Regions from separate parts of the Homo sapiens genome. Here region 2 is linked to region 1. A link is a loop called in an ENCODE intact Hi-C map of the cell type or tissue named here. Cell type or tissue: ascending aorta. All regions are shown on one strand. Links, peaks and the distances in the headings refer to the core of each region. The heading gives the core; the rest is flanking DNA.

What was found. Hi-C counts contacts between places; a loop is a spot of excess contacts. Peaks named below come from ENCODE experiments on the same cell type or tissue, not always from the same donor. Only the 100,000 strongest peaks of a DNase experiment are listed, where the experiment ranks them.
Region 2: a loop joins it to region 1, with 2.5 times the contacts of the local background. A loop is called at or near these places in 17 of 110 quality-filtered maps.

The regions. Positions count from the first base shown.
Region 1 is chr11:113,726,229-113,729,031 of GRCh38, reverse strand. No RefSeq gene overlaps it. Among named protein-coding and RNA genes, the nearest start is that of TMPRSS5, 21 kb to the right of the region's middle. In ascending aorta, for the core only: no CTCF peak of the experiment used is centred there; no DNase peak of the experiment used is centred there.
Region 2 is chr11:113,552,177-113,554,979 of GRCh38, reverse strand. No RefSeq gene overlaps it. Among named protein-coding and RNA genes, the nearest start is that of DRD2, 78 kb to the right of the region's middle. RefSeq lists an enhancer at 764-1,265. In ascending aorta, for the core only: no CTCF peak of the experiment used is centred there; a DNase peak (open chromatin) is centred at 1,559.

The sequences.
Region 1 (2,803 bases), core at 37-2,536:
CACTCCACTCCCATTCCCTGAACATTCAGTATTAAATAACAGACACCCCCAAAGCAGCTGACAGCTGACTCATGCCTCCACTTCCCCTTTGTCTGCTCCTTTCCTCTGCCTCAGCCACTTGCTCTACCTAACCCAATCCCATAGCTTCTGGGTGTTCAAAATCTGCATGGGAGGCTTTCCTCTTACTGATTGTTTGATCAGAGAGTATATCCCTTGTACTCTTAGAACCACTTTATCTGGGGTTACTTTCACAGAGAATCCCAGAAGGCATGGTTACCCAGCTTCACCTACTGAGTCCTAGGACTTGATGGCTGCTGGAGTCTGGGACTGGCTTGGTTTAAGGCAGAGCTACCCCTTCCCTAAGATCTGTCTGAGTGGAATGGTCGGTAGTGGAGCAGCCACTGGCTGGCTTCTGTTTCCCATTCCCCATTCCCTGCTTTAGAAATGATGCTTTAAAAGAATATGAATCGTTTCTATTTGCATGAAGGGTTCCATTTATGCTTGATTACCGTGCAGGATGATAAAAATTATGTATAACATTAAGTGTGTCATTCACTATTATAAATTTCATTTAATTTCAATACTAAGCTCTGTTCCTAAACACAGTCTAGTTTGCCATATCTATATCTACATTATTGCTTAAAACTAAAAAAATTAGAACTTTTGCTTACCAACTATTTATATAGTAATCTGTTCTAAGATCGTTTGTAAAATTGGCTTCAGTTGCATTAGTCTGAAGTCACAGTAGATCTTTTGCCCCCTTTTTGAAAATTAGAGTATTTGCTCATCTCAAGGACTATGTAACATGGTTTTGTTATTGCATTTGCAGTTTCTTTTATTTGTAAGTCCCATAGGATATAATTTCTCTGGGTCTGGTATTGTGAACTCACTGAAAACCTAGGTTCTCTTTTCCTATTTTATTTATTTATTTATTTTGAGACGGAGTCTCGCTCTGTCCCCCAGGATAGAGTGCAGTGGCGTGATCTCAGGTCACTGCAACCTCTGCCTGCCGGGTTCAAGCAATTCTCCTCCTTCAGCCTCCTGAGTAGCTGGGATTACAGGCATGCACCACCATGCCCAGCTCAGTTTTGTATTTTTAGTAGCGATAGAGTTTCACCATGTTGGTCAGGCTGGTCTCTAACTCCTGACCTCGTGATCTGCTCGTCTCGGCCTCCCAAAGTGCTGGGATTACAGGCGTGAGCCACCGTGCCCAGCTTCTTTTCCTATCTTTTCATTTATGTTAGGCTTCATTTTCCTCTCAACTACATTCGTTCTAGCCTTTTCAAGTTGAAGGTCATTCTCGATAGAGAATATAAAAGGAAAATACTGCTTGAGCCCTTCAGCTTTCTGTCATTAAAACTTTTTTATTTAATTTAAAACTTTTTTTTTTTTTTGGCAGAGCTGGGTTCTTGCTTTGTTGCCCAGCTGGTCTTGAAGTCCTGGCTTCAAGCAATCTTCCCACCTCAGCCTCCCAAAGTGCTGGGATAACAGGCAGTGAGCCACTCTACCAGGCCTCTGGCATCTCCTTTTTTTTTTTTTTTTTTTAACATCAAGTCATCAACTTCAGGCATAATCTCTTTCTTGTTCCTCTTCTTTCACTGACCATACTCCCTTCTCCCACCCCAAATTCCTTGAAATAATGCTTTTCTGGCCTTTGATTTTCCTGTTATTAATTTTCCACGTTCAGGCTATTCTTATAGTTTTGCTTACGAAGGGACTGTTTGTTGTCTTGTTTATATTGTCATAGAATGTTATAGAATTTATTGCTGGTTTCCACCTGCAGCTGCAGTTCTGCTTTTTATTGTATCATCATATTTTATTTTATGGTCATATTTTCCATTTGAAAACCTCCCTTCTCACTCCCCTTTTCATCCATAGTACGATGTTTTTCTATGACCGTGAGATTATTCTTGGCATTTTTCTGTGCTCTTTGAAACATGGTTTTCTAAAGCCAGGGCCTATGCCTATGCCACAGCATGTCTTCCTCACCTATTGTGAAATTTGCAATATTTTGCTAACTGATATTTTGGATAAAAAATTCCCTCTCCTTTGATTTTCTGAAAGGTGGTTATTAGCAAGGCAATTAAAAATCACATTGGACATTCTGATTTTTAGCAGAGTGGGACCTCTAGCTAACTAGGGAGAACTGAAATCATCTATGTCAATTTTTTGTTAATTTAAGAAAAATATCAGCCACCTCTTCTAGCTGGCTGGGTGGTGCCGCAGTACATGCATATGGAAGTATTAGTTCTGATTCTTTTTTTTGTTTGTTTCTAATCACCCCAAGTGCCTGGTTGTTTAATGTTCACTTTATCAACTTGTGAGAAATTAACTTGGGATCCCTAAGAACTCAATAGATTCTTAGTTTTTATTTGGCTTTTTTTTTTTTTAACTGATTTCTGCCAGCAAAGCAGTAAGAAGGAAAGAATAGTTCATTTAGGAGGAGAAGCAGACCTATATGACAGTGTTTTTTTTTTTTTTTTAAATAAAGATAAAGTTATGGTCTCATTGAGAGAAAATGTTATTCTTCCAATGAAGCAAAGTTAGCAAACACCTTCTTTTTAAATTTGCGATGAAGTTTGCTTCAGAGTATAAGAAAAGGGCTCCTGAGAAGCCCTTATTCTTAGTTCTCTGTTTTTTAAAAATCTAATCTTGGGAGAGATTGTTAGGAGCTGTGGGCGGAATATGTGGGGATCAAAAAAGGAAGGGGAAGAAAGGCACAAAGGAGCTTGTTCTGATCCTTTGTAGGATTTTTGCTGTGGCTACCTGCTCTACAGGACTTAGATAAGCAGACAGGTGAAAG
Region 2 (2,803 bases), core at 140-2,639, 170 kb after region 1:
GGGTTCGTCATTTGGCGCCAAGAAGATTAGGGACACGGACACACATGGATGGGTTAAGGAGCAGAAAGTCTAATAGGCAGAAGAAAGGAGAGAGATGGACATCTGGGCATCTGAAAGGGAAAAACTGGCCTGAGGCATACCACAGCAGATTTTATAGGCAGGCTTGAGCAGGTGGTGTCTGATTTACATAGGGCCCACAGATTAGTTCCACAAGGTGTGACATATACATAGCACGAAGTGAAAGGCTGGTAGCCCCACCCTGATCTTATTATGCAAATGGGCTTTCCACTTGGCCAGGATCTTGCCTGCTCCTTATTGTACATGTGGCTGGCAAAGAGACAGGAAGATGGAGCCAAATTTTGATCATGCCTAGTCCCAGGTAGCCTATTTCTATTGACATAACTGCCGGCATTCACCCGTGCAAACTTCCAGCTTCCCTTTCTATGTCTGCAGCTCGATTTTACAGGCTGCTCTTTGTTAGAAAAGAAAATGATTTTGGGGCTGCTTTTCATTAAAAGGAAAACCTTAGTGAGGACTTCCTTACCCTCACTATCTGCCTAAATAATTTGTTTTTAACTCCTATATCTTAAGGCAGCACCCACTCTCAGAATTGCTCCTGTGTGGGGTCAGCCCTGAGAGTGGTGCCTCTTTATATTTTTCATCCTCTAAGCCTCACTCACCGCCAGCTGGGCCTGGGCCTGAGCAATAGGGTTGGGCCTTCTCATTAAAGACATTTAAAGTCCCTGTCTCCTAGCTCATAACAGTCAATGAACAGAATGCTTATTTAAATATTCTCTTCCCTCTAAAAGGAACAGTTGGGTTGCTGCAGGTGCATATGGAGTGAGCATATGTAGGGGTCTGTCCTTCAGCTAAACACCACTCCATGCTCTGGTGGGTGTGAACGCCCCCCAGTGGGTGGAACTGTTCCTATGATTAGTCATATTTTGTTTAATTTTTACTCCTAATGGATCACTGGTTGAAGAGAGGAAGTATAAGGAACACTCACATTGAAATTAAAAAAAGACAATGAGAATTGTTTGCCTCACAATCACCTTGAACAAATCAGCAAGCTGCATGTAGCTACTCAAAATTCTCATATAGCATATCAACGTGTCTCTAGTACTTCAAAAACCAATATTAAAACAGAAAAAGTGCATTTCATTTTGGTTTTTCATTTATTGGGAATAAATATTATGCATGAAGATTTTGTCTGCAGATGAGATGCTTGAAAGTAGCAGGCTGAAAGCTTCTCTTTTATCTCCTTTAGAAATAAAATATGAAATATTTTAAGAAAAAAGACTAGTTCATTCTTTAAAGTGCAAAATTTAATAATTTCAGTCATCTGGTCATCAGAGCAGTTTTTGATGCTGTAATATCTAGTCAAAATTTTAGTATGTGTTCCAGCCCCAAACCAAACACTTCAGACTAAGACGGTGTTTTAAATTTCTGAGGGAATTTCTGAGTCATCCTTCTGTGAAACGACTGGAATGTGCGGGTGTGAAAGAAAGAGTCTAAGCTTTGGAGCCAGAGAGAACTGACTTGGGAATCCTCCCGGACCATGCCACACCACAGGAATCCTTCCGGACCACACCAATCCTGCTGCTCTTGTAGCTTCGGTTTCCACATCTGCAAGAAACAGCCTGGGAAGCTTGAGTGCACGTGCCATGAGCTTACTAGATGTGATCTCTCCATGGATGGCAACTTTTTGTCATTTATGTTTGGGCTCCATTCTTCCTTGACAACCGATTTAATTGCTACCCCACCCCCATGCCCAAAACCGCCTCCTGCCACATTTCGTTTTCATTATAGTCATAGCACTATTGCTGCCTGATGGTATCTTATTCATTTGCTTATTTTATTTTTTTATGTTTTTTGAGACAGGGTCTTGCTCTGTCACCCAAGCTGGAGTGCAATGGCAGGATCTCAGCTCACTGCAACCTCTGCATCCCAGGCTTAAATGATCCTCTTGCTTCAGCATCCCAAGTAGCTGGGACTACAGGCACGTGCCACCATGCCAGGCTAATTTTTGTATTTTTTTGTAGAGGCAGAGTTTTGCCATGCTGCCCAGGCTGGTCTCGAACTCCTGGACTCAAGCTATCTGCCTGCTTCAGCCTTTCAAAGTGCTGGGATTATAGGCATGAGCCAATGCACCTGGCCTCTCATTCATTTATGTTTATTTATTTATTTGTTTTGTTTTACTGCCTGCTGCCCTTGCTGGAATGTGAAGTCTCAGGAATCTCACCCAGAAAACCTCTTTTTCTTTCTTTCTTTCTTTTATCATTGCCTCTCCTGTGTTTAGAATAGCCTGGATCTAATACATGCTTAATAAAGCTTTGTTGAATGAATGTTAAATGACTTTCTCTTTTCTCTCTTTCATAACTGGCTGCGACAGTCATTTCATCTGTCCATGTCTTTGTTACTTCATTTGTCACAGAAGCACATTGTTCTAGATCAGCAGTCGGCAAACTATACACAGCCCATGGGTGGAATCTGGCCCACCACCTGTTTTTGTGTATAAAGTTTTATTGAAACACAGCCATGCTCACTTGGTTACATATTGCTGCAGCTGCTTTTGCACCCCAACTGCAGGGTTGAGTAGTTGTGGAGATGATATAGCTTGAAAGCCTAAAATATCTACTACCTGCCCCTTTGCAGAAAAGTTTGCTAATTCTTGGTCTGGTTGAACTCTGAGTTGTTTATACTCCTGATACTTTTAATTGTCTCTGAAATACTCACATGAGGTTTACTGCTCTGTGTAATAACCAACAGCTAATTGATTTTCTGGAACTTCTTTGAAGTTTTG